Linked DNA regions of Homo sapiens: region 1 is linked to region 2. The links are chromatin loops, found by intact Hi-C in ENCODE. Cell type or tissue: heart right ventricle. All regions are shown on one strand. Each heading gives the region's core, and the rest is flanking DNA. Links, peaks and the distances in the headings are about the cores only.

Evidence for each region. A loop is a pair of places that touch in the nucleus more often than their neighbours do. Peaks named below come from ENCODE experiments on the same cell type or tissue, not always from the same donor. Only the 100,000 strongest peaks of a DNase experiment are listed, where the experiment ranks them.
Region 1: it touches region 2 in a loop (4-fold over the local background); 24 of 110 quality-filtered maps call a loop at or near these places.

Annotation. Positions count from the first base shown.
Region 1 is chr2:190,778,249-190,784,935 of GRCh38, forward strand. No RefSeq gene overlaps it. Among named protein-coding and RNA genes, the nearest start is that of GLS, 99 kb to the right of the region's middle. RefSeq lists a cis regulatory region at 3,416-3,779. In heart right ventricle, for the core only: a CTCF peak has its summit at 3,563 (motif pointing right); a DNase peak (open chromatin) is centred at 3,581; H3K27me3 peaks cover 306 bases.
Region 2 is chr2:191,161,562-191,168,248 of GRCh38, forward strand. No RefSeq gene overlaps it. Among named protein-coding and RNA genes, the nearest start is that of STAT4, 14 kb to the left of the region's middle. In heart right ventricle, for the core only: CTCF peaks have their summits at 3,709 (motif pointing right) and 3,916; no DNase peak of the experiment used is centred there; H3K27ac peaks cover 2,185 bases.

The DNA of each region.
Region 1 (6,687 bases), core at 1,126-6,125, 380 kb before region 2:
GCACCCACTGTCCTGCACCCACTGTCCAACAGTCCCCAGTGAGATGAACCCGGTACCTCAGTTGGAAATGCAGAAATCATTCGTCTTCTGCGTCGCTCACACTGGGAGCGGTAGACTGGAGCTGTTCCTATTTGGCCATCTTGGAACCGCCCCACTCAGATATTTTTATTTATAAATATTTTCTCTAATTCTATAAGTTGTCTTTTTAATTTCTTGATATCATCCTTTAATGCAAGAAGCATTTTAGTTTTGAGAATGTCCAACTTATCTATTTTTTCTTTTGTTGCTCATACTTTCAGGGTTATATCCAAATCCAGAGTAATGAAGATTTACCCCTATGTTGTCTTCTAAGACTTTCGTGGTTTCAGCTCTTATATTTAGATTGTTGATCCATTTTGAGTTAATGTTTTTATACGATGTGGGGTTGGGGTCACACTTCATTCTTTTGCATGTGAAAATCCAGCTGTCCCAACACCATTTGCTGAAAAGACTGCTGTTTTTCCATTGACTGGACTTGGCACCCTAGTCAAAAATCATTTGGCCATAGAAATACAGGTTTCCACTTGGACCCTAAATTCTACTCCATTGGTCTATGTGTGTCTATCTTTATACCAGTACCACACTGTTTTGATTACTGTAGCTTTATAGTAACTTTTGAAATCAGGAAGTGTGAGCCTCTGACTTTGTTATTTATTTTCAAGATTGTTTTGCCTATCTAGGGTTCCTCATAATTCCATATGTATCAGCTTTTCCAGATTGCTTTGGTAGTATTGGCATCTTAACAGCGTTAAGTTGGCCTACCCAGGAACATGGGATGCCTTTCCATTCATTTAGGTCTTCTTTAATTTCTTTCAGCAATGTTTTGTAGTTTTCAGTGTACAAGTCTTTTACCTCCTTGATTAAATTTTTGTTTTGTTTTGCTTTATAGCACTTTTTTGTCTTGTTTTTAATTGACAAATAAAAATTGTATATATTTACAGTGTACAACATGATATTTTGAAATATGTGTGCCTTGTGGAATGACTAAACCTAGCTAATTAGCATATGTATTACCTCACCTATTTATAATTACTTTTGTAACGAGAAATCTTAAAATCTACTCTTTTGTGATTTTCAAGTAAACAATACATTGTTATTAACTATAGTTTTCATGTTGCACATCTCCTTGGTTAAATTTCTTCCTAGATATTTTATTCACCTTCTCCTTTGAGTTGGCTTGAAATCTTCCCCATTGTGCTTTACTACCCCATAAGACGTCCATAGTACATAGATTAGTGCCTAGCACATAGCAGACACTGAACAAAGGCTAATTGAACATAAGAATCTCCAAAATGATAGGATCTTATAACTTGACAAAAACAGTCATACAAATTCCATTCTTCTATAGACAAGGAAATGATGTTCAGAGAGATTAAGTTGCTTCCCCAAATAGCACTGCTAGCTAGGGGTAGAGCCAGACATTCACATCTCCCGAGAGTTTTCTGTGGATCAAAACGTAATCATTATATGCCACGATTCTGTCTGCTGGAGTAAATAAATTGGTGTGTTTATAAACTTGAGTGCTTGTCTTTGAGGATGGAGATTTTTAAGTGTCTGTTTCTCTATTTTCTGAAATGAATCTTAAAGGATTGGTGTACCTACAAAACTACAAAACTAGTTTCACATAGCTGAGTTAACAGTTATCAACAATTATAACAGATATATATCAATGAGGGTATCATATATAGAAGTCTCTATAGGTGTGTGTGTGTGTGTGTGTGTGTGTGTGTGTGTGTGTGTGTGTGTCTGTGTAGCAGGTAAGATGGCTGAGTGTTTTGGGAATGAATTAATCCACTAGAGTTTTCCATGGTGAGAACAGATGATCTTCCACTAGGCTTTAACTCCTAAATAATTTGTTTCATTATAGAATTATTTCCATTTAGAGAAAGAAGGGAAAAGAGAAGAACTGTGTCCCTGTTTACAAACTGGGGAATTCCTAATACGCTGCTTAAAAAAAAAAAACATATTTATTAGCTTTTAGGCTGACTCCCAAAGTAAGGGTAAATCAACCCGGGGCAGTGTTTAGCCTTGTTTTATTTCAGTCCTTTTCCATGCAGCTGGTCAGTCTCCAGTAATTCTCTTACCTGTCGTGACACAGCCTTCTCTCAGAACCTCCCAAAGGTGTTTGGTAATCATTGGTCTGGATATTGTCTCTGAGCCAATGATGTGAGACCAGAAACTCTCTGTTCCTGGACTTGGAGAGTTGCAGAGGGGAATTTTTAGTGCCTATCCAATATTCTTTTTTCTCCTATCCTTACTAACATCTCCCCCATTTTGTGTGTGTGTGTTTGAGGGGGAGCTATAATGTGCTCAGGAAAAACAAATCAACTACTACAAATCAAACAAACAAAAACTACATTTCTAATTCTCCTTTGCAGCTAGAGGTTGTCATTGAACCCAGGTATAAGCAAAAGTTTTTGGATGGGGCTTTCAGGAAAGACCTTTAAAATGGAGCTGACAGTTAACAAGTGCCTTTTACCCTTTGTACTCTGCCCTTCTTCTTGACTGGATTATAGCCATGACACACTGGAGGTAGAGCAACCCTCCTGTAATCACAGGCACCTGTGAGGGAGAGGTTAAGATGTCATGGAGATATCAACATGGTCTGTCTTCACTGCTGAGCCAATGCCCGCTACCACCTACCTCTGAAATTTTTGTTACACAAGAAAAGCCCCAAATTTGTTTAGGGGAATCTCCTTCACCAGTAGCTCAATTCAATTCTTAATTAATGTAAGAGCTTAAAGAGCTCCCTGAGATAATTTGAGTCAATGAACTCCTATATATCTTATTGGCAAATTAGACAAATTTAGAGTATATGTTATGGAAAAATTCTGAGAAGCCAAGAAAATGGTGGTGATATAAATCTGAGTTTGAACATACTCTCTCCCAAAACAATAAAGAAGATCAAATGAAACTACATAAAACCCATGTCTTCTACATAACTAGAAGACATGAAATGTCCAAATTTCAAATTAACTGTAAATAGAAAAATAAACACCAAACCCCAGCAAGTTGCCTCCTCCACTCCTAATACAAGCCCTTCAGGAACCAACAAAGTCAGCTGGAGAAAATCCGTGCAGAGTAGACAAGAGGGAAGCTAGTGGTGGACCTTAGATTGATCTGAAACAACCACCAGAGAGAGAACGTCGGCGCTAAGTTTGAAAATACTGAAAAGCACACTGGTAGATCAGGCTACTTACTACTGGGAAGGGACTTAACCATATGTGCTGCATGCGAGGAGATGGTCTTGTCCCACTTTTTGTGAGAGGAGATGGTCTTGGAAGGATAAGTAAGGCATCCTGGTAAAAAGGGTCAAAGGGACCCTCTTTTAGAGGCGAGCTCTGGAAATCTTGCAGTGAGAGGGAAATTGAAGAACCTGCAAGAATCTCTTCCCTTGCAAAACTGAAGGTAGCCCAGCCCCTTCTCCCATCATTCCCCTTCCAAATAATAATAATAAATAATAATAATAAGTTCAATTTTAAAAAAGAAAGAAAAAGAAGTTATACTTTGCCACACTGACAGAAGAGGGCGCTCTTGACCTAGGAATTTTGCAACCACCCCAACCCTTCCAGCCCTGTCCACAGAAAGGCGGATCAAAGTCTTCATCTAAGCAAAATCACCAGAATAAAAAGAACCCAAGCAATTCAACTGAGAAAAATTCCTCCCCCAAATAATGGCAAAGTGGAAGAAAACTAACACAACACTGAACTGAATTCAACGTCCTCAAGCACTTGGGAACATGGAAAAACACTTCAAATTACACATTCAGAAACTAGGTACAGAAACAGACATAAAAAAAGAAGAAATAAAATAAAAGTTGATTGAACTCAGGAAAGAAATAGAAGAAAGAATAGAAAAGCCATTATAAGCATTCCTATAAGATTTTAGATAAACTGAACTAAGACATTTTACACACGCGCACACACACACCACACATGCACACTATCCTTCAAGTTACATTTGAACAATTTCTTCACCATGTAGCTTTTGGGGGTTCATCCCAATTGGATATTTTGAGACATGCAATAAATGGTTCTGCTATTATTGCTATAATCACCATTACAGGTAACTGATTGGATGAGGACAGCAAGCGAGGGGAGGGAGTCTCGAGTAAAATGTCTGAGGCAAGATAATAGTTTGTCCAACTCCAGTGTTCACCTAGGCCAATGACTTTACAGATGAGATTCAGGGAGGTTACATAATGACCCAAGCTTCCCCAGAGCCAGTTAGTGACAGAAAGCACAAGGCAGAAAGCCTCCCTCTCCTTCTCTCTCCCCTTTTCCTCCTCTTACTTCAGAGGACAATGAGTGCCTCCTCCACCCTCCAGCAACCTCAGACCCTGTCACCTCACCCCTCAGCAGGATTCCCTCTTTTATATTCACTCTCCCCTTTTCTTCCGACCAATTCTTCCAGGCAGATACTCTCTGTCACCCTCATCCTGTAAAGCAAATACTCCAAACCACCTTCCCTTGATTCTGTCACTGCTGATTTTTCTCTTATCCTTAAACTTTTTTTTTCTTTTCTTTTTTTTTTCTTTTTTTTTTTTTTTTTTGAGATGGAGTCTCACTCTGTCGCCCAGCCTGGAGTGCAAAGGCGCAATCTCCGCTCACTGGAAGCTTCGCCTCCCAGGTTCACGCCATTCTCCTGCCTCAGCCTCCCAAGTAGCTGGGACTACAGGCACTCGCCACCACGCCCGGCTAATTTTTTGTATTTTTGCTAGAGACGGGGTTTCACCATGTTAGCCAGGATGGTCTTGATCTCCTGACCTTGTGATCCGCCCGCCTCAGCCTCCCAAAGTGCTGGGATTACAGGCCTGAGCCACCACACCCAGCCATCCTTAAACTTTTAAAAGAACTTGATACCAACCGTCGGCTCTCCCTCTCAACTCACTCCTGAAATTCTTGCAATCTGTTTTCCCCCATTCTCTCCTGAGCCCACGTGCTCGGAAACTGCTGGTCACTAGCTTCTAGACACTCCTATCCCTTGTTTTCTTGGACGCACAGCCCATTTTCTCTAGTCAATTCCCCATCTACTCATTTTCTTCCTCCCTCTTAAATGTATGCATTCCCTAAAGCTCTCCACTGCCTTTTCTTTTTGCCTGCACAGCTGCAGACTGCAAATATACATTTCCATACCTATCTGTTTCTCAGGTGTCTTTCCCTTATTGTCTTCTAGACATCATCCCTGGAATCCAGGAGGCTACCTGGAGCTCAACATGTCTAAAACTGAACTCCACACCCTCTATTCAGTTCTGTACTCACTCTTGAGCTCCAACTCAGAGTCCTTGATCTATTTTTTTGTGTTCTGTACCAAATCACCCATAAATTCTACTCAAAGCATTTATTGAGTATCTGATATGTGCAGGCACTGGATATGGGCCTGGGAGTATGAGATGAGTAAGACTTGTACTTACAGACTCAGTGGAAAGTCCTGTCCAATCAACACATACAACTTTCTTTCCACATTCACTGTCATCATTTTCATTTCCATGGTCACCCTCCTAGAGCAAGCCAGCTTTACCTCTGTTCTAGACTGGTAAAGCAGCCCCTTAAGAGATTTCTCTGGAACCAGCCTGGTTGAATGGAGTTGATCTCTGCTTTTATGCATTTTGTAGTTTAATACATCTACTTCTGTTTCCATTTTTCCATCTACTTGGAATATCCTCCACTGATCTTCCTATGTCACATCTGATCTGTCCTTTAATGCCTATCTCAAATTCTGGGCCTGCTTTGATATTTTGCCTGGTTTCCTGAGCTGGGAGTTGTGACTTCTTTCTCGGAACTCATGCAGACTTGTCTTCTGCACCTATGCTTTACCAGTTGTCCCTCTTGTTCAAGCTCATGGCACCATCAGTTAGGATTAGAATGTAAAAACCAGCTTTATATGATTAAAAAAAAACAGATCCATGATCAACTTCAAAAGAAATTATTTGTTCATTAGCTTACTATTTGTGTTACACCTTTTTATACCTTTTCTCTTGGAGGTTTGATAAACTAAACTACCAGAGAAGCTGAATATTCTAGTGTTACTAGATTTTGCTTAGCGCAAATAATGTGATTTCAAGAACTTCACATGAGGTCTTTTCAGCTTCATCATCTAGAAAATAGAAAAGTTATATTAAATGTACTTCACATCCTCTTTCAGATCTACCATTCTATAATTAAGGTGTCTCAAGGATTTGACTGTGTGGGAAACTCTGTTGATAGACTAATTTAACACCCATTCCCAGCTCCTCTCCTGTCCTCAGCTTCACTACAAAAGTTGGGAAAGCTGAATATTCACTTTACTATCCTTCTTTGCAGCTAGTGGCAGCCATGTAATCTCATGTATCTCATTCTGGCCAATGAGATATAAGCAGAACTCTATAAAGGAGAATTCTGGGAAGCTGTCATCACTCCTGTATTGGCAGAATTCTAAGATGGCCCCCGGGTATGTGTGTCCTATATAGTCCCCTTCCCTTGAGTATGGCAGAACCATGGGATATCACCCCCATCATTAGGTTACTAATCAGTTGACTTTGAGTCAATCAAAAGGGAAATTATCCTGGGTGGGCCTAACAGAATCTGGTGAGCCTTTGAAAAGAGAGATGATTTTCTATTGGCCTCCAGGAAGAAAGCAAGCAGCTATCTTTCCAATTGCCTTGAAGCA
Region 2 (6,687 bases), core at 1,149-6,148:
AGGTCACCAACATCAAAGACCAAAGGTAGATAAAACCACAAAGATGGGGAGAAACCAGAGCAGAAAAGCTGAGAATTCTAAAAACCTGAGTGCCTCTTCTCCTACAAAGGATCGCAGCTCCTCTCCAGCAAGGGAACAAAGCTGGATGGAGAATGACTTTGATGAGTTGACAGAAGTAGGCTTCAGAAGGTCAGTAATAAGAAAGTTCTCTGAGCTAAAGGAGGATATTTGAACCCATTGCAAAGAAGCTAAAAACCTTGCAAAAAGGTTAGGCAAAAGGCTAACTAGAATAAACAGTGTGGAGAAGACCTTAAATAACCTGAAGGAGCTGAAAACCATGGCAGGAGAACTTCATGATGCATGCACAAGCTTCAATAGCCCATTCGATAAAGTGGAAGAAAGGATATCAGTAATTGAAGATCGTATTAATGAAATAAAGCGAGAAGACAAGGTTAGAGAAAAAAGAGTAAAAAGAAACGAACAAAGCCTCCAAGAAATATGGGACTATGTGGAAAGACCAAATCTATGTTTGATTGGTGTACCTGAAAGTGACGGGGAGAATGGAACCAAGTTTGAAAATACTCTTCAGGATATTATCCAGGAGAACTTCCGCAATCTAGCAAGGAAGGCCAACATTCAAATTTAGGAAATACAGAGAACACCACAAAGATACTCCTTGACAAGAGCAACCCCAAGACACATAATTTTCAGATTCAGCAAGGTAGAAATGAAGGAAAAAATATTAAGGGCAGCCAGAGAGAAAGGTCGGGTTACCCACAAAGGGAAGCCCATCAGACTAACAGTGGATCTCTCGGCAGAAACCCTACAAGCCAGAAGAGAATGGGGGCCAATATTCAACATTCTTAAAGAAAAAATTTTCAACCCAGAATTTCATATCCAGCCAAACTAAGCTTCATAAGTGAAGGAGAAATAAAATCCTTTACAGACAAGCAAATCCTGAGAGATTTTGTCACCACCAGGCCTGCCTTACAAGAGCTCCTGAAGGAAGCACTAAACATGGAAAGGAACAACTGGTACCAACCACTGCAAAAACATGCTAAATTGTAAAGACCATCGATGCTAGGAAGAAACTGCATCAATTAACGGGCAAAATAACCAGCTAACATCATAATGACAGGATCAAATTAACACATAACAATATTAACCTTAAATGTAAATGGGCTAAATGCCACAATTAAAAGACACAGACTGGCAAATCGGATAAAGAGTCAAGACCCATCAGTGCACTGTATTCAGGAGACCCATCTCACGTGCAGAGACACACATAGGCTCAAAATAAAGGGATGGAGGAAGATCTACCAAGCAAATGGAAAGCAAAAAAAAAGCAGGGTTTGCAATCCTAGTCTCTGCTAAAACAGACTTTAAACCAACAAAGATCAAAAGAGACAAAGAAGGCCATTACACAATCGTAAAGGGATCAATTCAACAAGAAGAGCTAACTATCCTAAATATATATGCACCCAATACAGGAGCACCCAGATTCATAAAGCAAGTCCTTAGAGACCTACAAGGAGACTTAGACTCCCACACAATAATAATGGGAGACTTTAATACCCCACTGTCAATATTAGACAGATCAATGAGACAGAGGTTAACAAGGATATCCAGGACTTGAACTCAGCTCTTCACCAAGTGGACCTAACAGGCATCTACAGAACTCTCCACCCCAAATCAACAGAATATACATTCTTCTCAGCACCGCATCACACTTATTCTAAAATTGACCACATAGTTGGAAGTAAAGCACTCCTCAGCAAATGTAAAAGAACAGAAATCACAACAAACTCTCTCAGGCCACAGTGCAATCAGATTAGAACTCAAATTAAGAAACTCACTCAAAACTGCACAACTACATGGAAACTGAACAACCTGCTTCTGAATGACTACTGGGTGAATAACGAAATGAAGGCAGAAATAAAGATGTTCTTTGAAACCAATGAGAAAAAAGACACAACATACCAGAATCTCTGGGACACATTTAAAGCAGTGTGTAGAGGGAAATCTATAGCACTAAATGCCCACAAGAGAAAGCAGGAAAGATCTAAAATTGACACCCTAACATCACAATTAAAAGAACTGGAGAAGCAAGAGCAAACAAATTCAAAAGCTAGCAGAAGGCAAGAAATAACTAAGATCAGAGAAGAACTGAAGGAGATAGAGACACAAAAAACCCTTCAAAAAATCAATGAATCCAGGAGCTGGTTTTTTGAAAAGATCAACAAAATTGATAGACTGCTAGCAAGACTAACATAGAAGAAAAGAGAGAAGAATCAAGCAGATGCAATAAAAAACGATAAAGGGGATATCACCACCGATCCCACAGAAATGTGAACTACCATCAGAGAATGCTATAAACACCTCTACACAAATAAACTAGAAAATCTAGAAGAAATGGATAAATTACTGGACACATACACCTTCCCAAGACTAAACCAGGAAGAAGTTGAATCCTTGAATAGACCAATAACAGGCTCTGAAATTGAGGCAATAATTAATAGCCTACCAACTGAAAAAAGTCGAGGACCAGACGGATTTATAGACAAATTCTACTAGAGGTCCAAAGAGGAGCTGGTACCATTCCTTCTGAAACTATTCCAATCAATAGAAAAAGAAGGAATCCTGCCTAACTAATTTTATGAGGCCAGCACCATCCTGATACCAAAGCCTGGAAGAGACAAAAAAAGAGAATTTTAGACCAATATCCCTGATGAACATCGATGTGAAAATCCTCAATAAAATACTGGCAAACTGAATCCAGCAGCACATCGAAAAGCTTATCCACCACGATCAAGTCGGCTTCATCCCTGGGATGCAAGGCTGGTTCAACATAAGCAAATCAATAAACGTAATCCATCACATAAACAGAACCAATGACAAAAACCACATGACTATCTCAATAGATGCAGAAAAGGCCTTTGACAAAATTCCCCAGGCCTTCATGTGATAAACTCTCAACAAACTAGGTATTGATGGAACGTATGTCAAAATAATAAGAGCTATTTGTGACAAACCCACAACCAATATCATACTAAATGGGGAAAAACTGGAAGCAATCCCTTTGAAAACCAGTACAAGACAGGGATGCCCTCTCTCACCACTCCTATTCAACATAGTGTTGGAAGTTCTGGCCAGGGCAATCAGGCAAGAGAAAGAAATCAAGGGTATTCAATTAGCAAACGAGGAAGTCAAATTGTCCCTGTTTGCAGATGACATGATTGTATATTTAGAAAACCCCATCGTCTCAGCCCAAAATCTCCTTAAGCTGATAAGCAACTTCAGCAAAGTCTCAAGATACAAAATCAGTGTGCAAAAATCACAAGCATTCCTATACACCAATTACAGACAAACAGAGAGCCAAATCAGTGTAAAAATAATGAACTCAGTCTTAAAAATGAAGGGTTGGCATCATCTTTCTCTTGAGAATTGTTTGGCTTCACAGAGTCACATCATTGTTGATGAGCTGGAATAAATGCATGTTTTCCATTTGACTACTGCTTCCATCTTTCTGGGTGGAGTACAAATTCTCTGTTTTATGCTAGATGAGAGCAATGGTGAATAGTCTTACAACAAAGAACACAGTTTTAAAATGGAAAAGGAAAGCGCTATTTGAACGATAGTCAGTCCTTTTGCATAAATTGTTAATGTTGGTCAAATTGCAAAGGACTTCTTTTCCTTAGCCAGTTCTGGAGGCAGGAACTTTAAAAAGCACCAGAGGGCACTATTCTCACGTGAAAGCCAACTAAAAACCGAAGCTTCTTTTGAGTTTACTATAAGAGAGTGCCTTTCACATTTAAACAAGACCAGTATTAGTCTCTAGCCTTTTGGCATCTGTGATTGTGTAATCACTTGTCCTGAGATGTCACAAGGTTTATAGGATTAATAAACTAGACCCCTACCAACTTGCTCTATGGCTATCGCAAGTGTATCAGTCTTACTTTACACCAGGATGGATGTGGAAGAAGGAGAGAGGATGCAAGCAATAGTACTCATGTGAAAGGATTGTGAGGATTTATTCTTGGCTTTGTTTAACCTGAGTACCTGAATGGTGACATTGGTCAGATTCATACCTGAGTATTTACTTACAATTTAGATAAAGCCTTTGTTCCTTAGGTATTTAGGTATGTCAAACTTACACAGGGTGGTGATGACAAGAGATGGCTCAGAGGTCTCTTGCCTGTCTCCAAAATCCACCCTACCACCCCATATTATCTAGGTAAAGGTGGTTTCTTTGCTATACAACTTTAAGACAAATTCCCTGGCTGTCCCAATAAGTTGCCCCGTTTAACTCCTTTATAGAAATTCTAGAGCCATGACTGCTTGCTGGTTGGTTTTCCAGAGAATTTTCTCTAATAATCCAATTCATTTCCCATACAAAGGCATAAACTCTGTATTCACTTCCTCATTGCTTCAAGGTTTAGAAAAATCCACGAGGAAATCACAAGGGCAGTAGTCATCTATATCAAGTGCTGCTATATATATAAAAGATTAATAAAAATCAGGGACAAAAAGATCCATGGTAATGTATCAAAGAGCTATCTATTTAGGCTCCCTTTTAGATGGCATTCAGTCTGCAGATTCTCTCAGAATGGAGAAGCTTGTCATGTTTGGCCCTGTCAGAAGCAGCCAGTTAATCAGCTGTAACATGAGACTTTGACAGAACCAACTGCACAGTGGTAGCTTGTACTGTGAGTGCATTGTCCTCTCACCCACACTCTGCAATACTGCCCCATTGTAAACAAGATGTCTGGCTTAAATGGGATATCCTCTAAAAGTATTTAGGCTAAAACAGAAGCTGACATCATACGGGAAAGCTGCGTTCCCTCTGTTTGTATTTCTAACTTCCTATACTATTCCCAGAGAATTCCAGTGGATGTTGCTTAATAATGATAACAATGGATTACATACAGGTTGGCAAAGGGGGCAAAATTATTAGATCATCCAGTCAATTGGTCTTTCCAGCAAAGGGCAGAATCTCCAGATAGGGAATCTAACACTTCATTTAAGGCAACGGGCCAAGTAGTAGGAACCACACTGACTTTGTTGTCTTCTCTGCAATACTGCCAGAGCATTGAATCTATTTTAGTTGGCTGTACTTGTGCCCTACTTAATTCCTTAAACACGAGCTTCCAACACAGTGTTGCTCTTTCCTTTGGAGATAACCAGTGGAGTAAATGCTATCTGGTGGAAGGCAATTAACTCTTGTAAATGATGCCTGTGCAAAACCCAAGGTCTTGTTACCACTGAGAACACCTTGACAAGACAAGGCCAACACAGGAGAAAAGTCCTAAAGAGTCGTCCTGTGGAGAGTCTCTCACCTTTGCTGTGTACTGTATTGTATAAAACCTGGCTCAGAAAGGGCTATTGTTTCAGGCTTATTTATTCACCTGATGGAATTTATTCAATAGCACAGCTGAAACACTTCGTTTCTCACCTCTGGGTTTTGGTCTTTATAATAACCTTATTCCTGGATATATTTTCTTCTTATGTTCAAATATATGGCTAATTCAAATTCTCAAAGTGGATTTTATAATATCTGGGAGTAAGACACAAATTATCCAGAATGGGTGCTGGATACCTACTTCACTTTGGTCTTTGTTGTCAAGAAACCAGAAGTCTCAATCTAGCACTTTATTCTTACAGTGACTCATACTTTTGGACCGGTGTTAGGACCCAGTCTCTCTGACTCTCTCTCTTTGGGAATTGTGTACGGTAAAAACCATGTAGGCCTGAAGCTTTCAGTGGCCTCTTCCCTTGTCTATAAAAGACATTATTGAGTAAAACCCACATATGTCACTAGATCTAGTCATATCTTTGTACCCTTGATTAATACAATGTAAGATAGTACCAAACTATGGGCCAGATACGGTGGTTCATGCCTGTAATCCCAGCACTTTGGGAGGCAAAGGCAGGCAGATCACCTGAGGTCAGGAGTTCAAGAACAGCCTGGCCAACCATGGCCACCACGGTGAAACCCCGTCTCTACTAAAAATACATACATTAGCCAGGCACGGTAGCAGGCGCCTGTAATCCCAGCTACTTGAGAGGCTGAGGCAAGAGGATCACTTGAACCCGGGAGGCGGAGGTTGCAGTGAGCCGAGATCATGCCACTGTACTCCAGCCTGGGTGACAGAGGGAGACTCCATCTGAAAAAAAAAAAAGAAAAAAAGATAGTACCAAACTATGGACTAGAGAGAAGGACAGAGAACCCCAGAAAGAGAGCAACAGACAAACAGTAGAGTGGTTATAAAGAAGCTGTGTTCAAACTTATGAGGAGTATGACTTACTTCACAGAGTACTTGATGAATTGGTTGAAGCCTTTGCTGGGTTACATCTGTTACTCTTTAGCGTTTCTTGGGGAACTAAGGAAGTGCCAGGACACTGGGAAAAGAGCCAGCATAAAATGGTTGTGTAATAAAAGGGTAAAAGGTTTAGTTCTGAAAATTAAAGACCTCTAAGCTCAACTTTTATAGCAAGGGAAAAAAATTGTCACACTGAATAAATAATGGGAATAGAACAAGATACTGACTTCACATGAACAACATTTCCCGTCAGACTAATCTAACAATTTAATCTATTGACAAAGGATAGGTAAATTGTATCTGTGGATTAGAGCTGGGACCAGAGGTATCTGGGAGCACAGATACAGAGCTAAGCCTAAGAAACCAT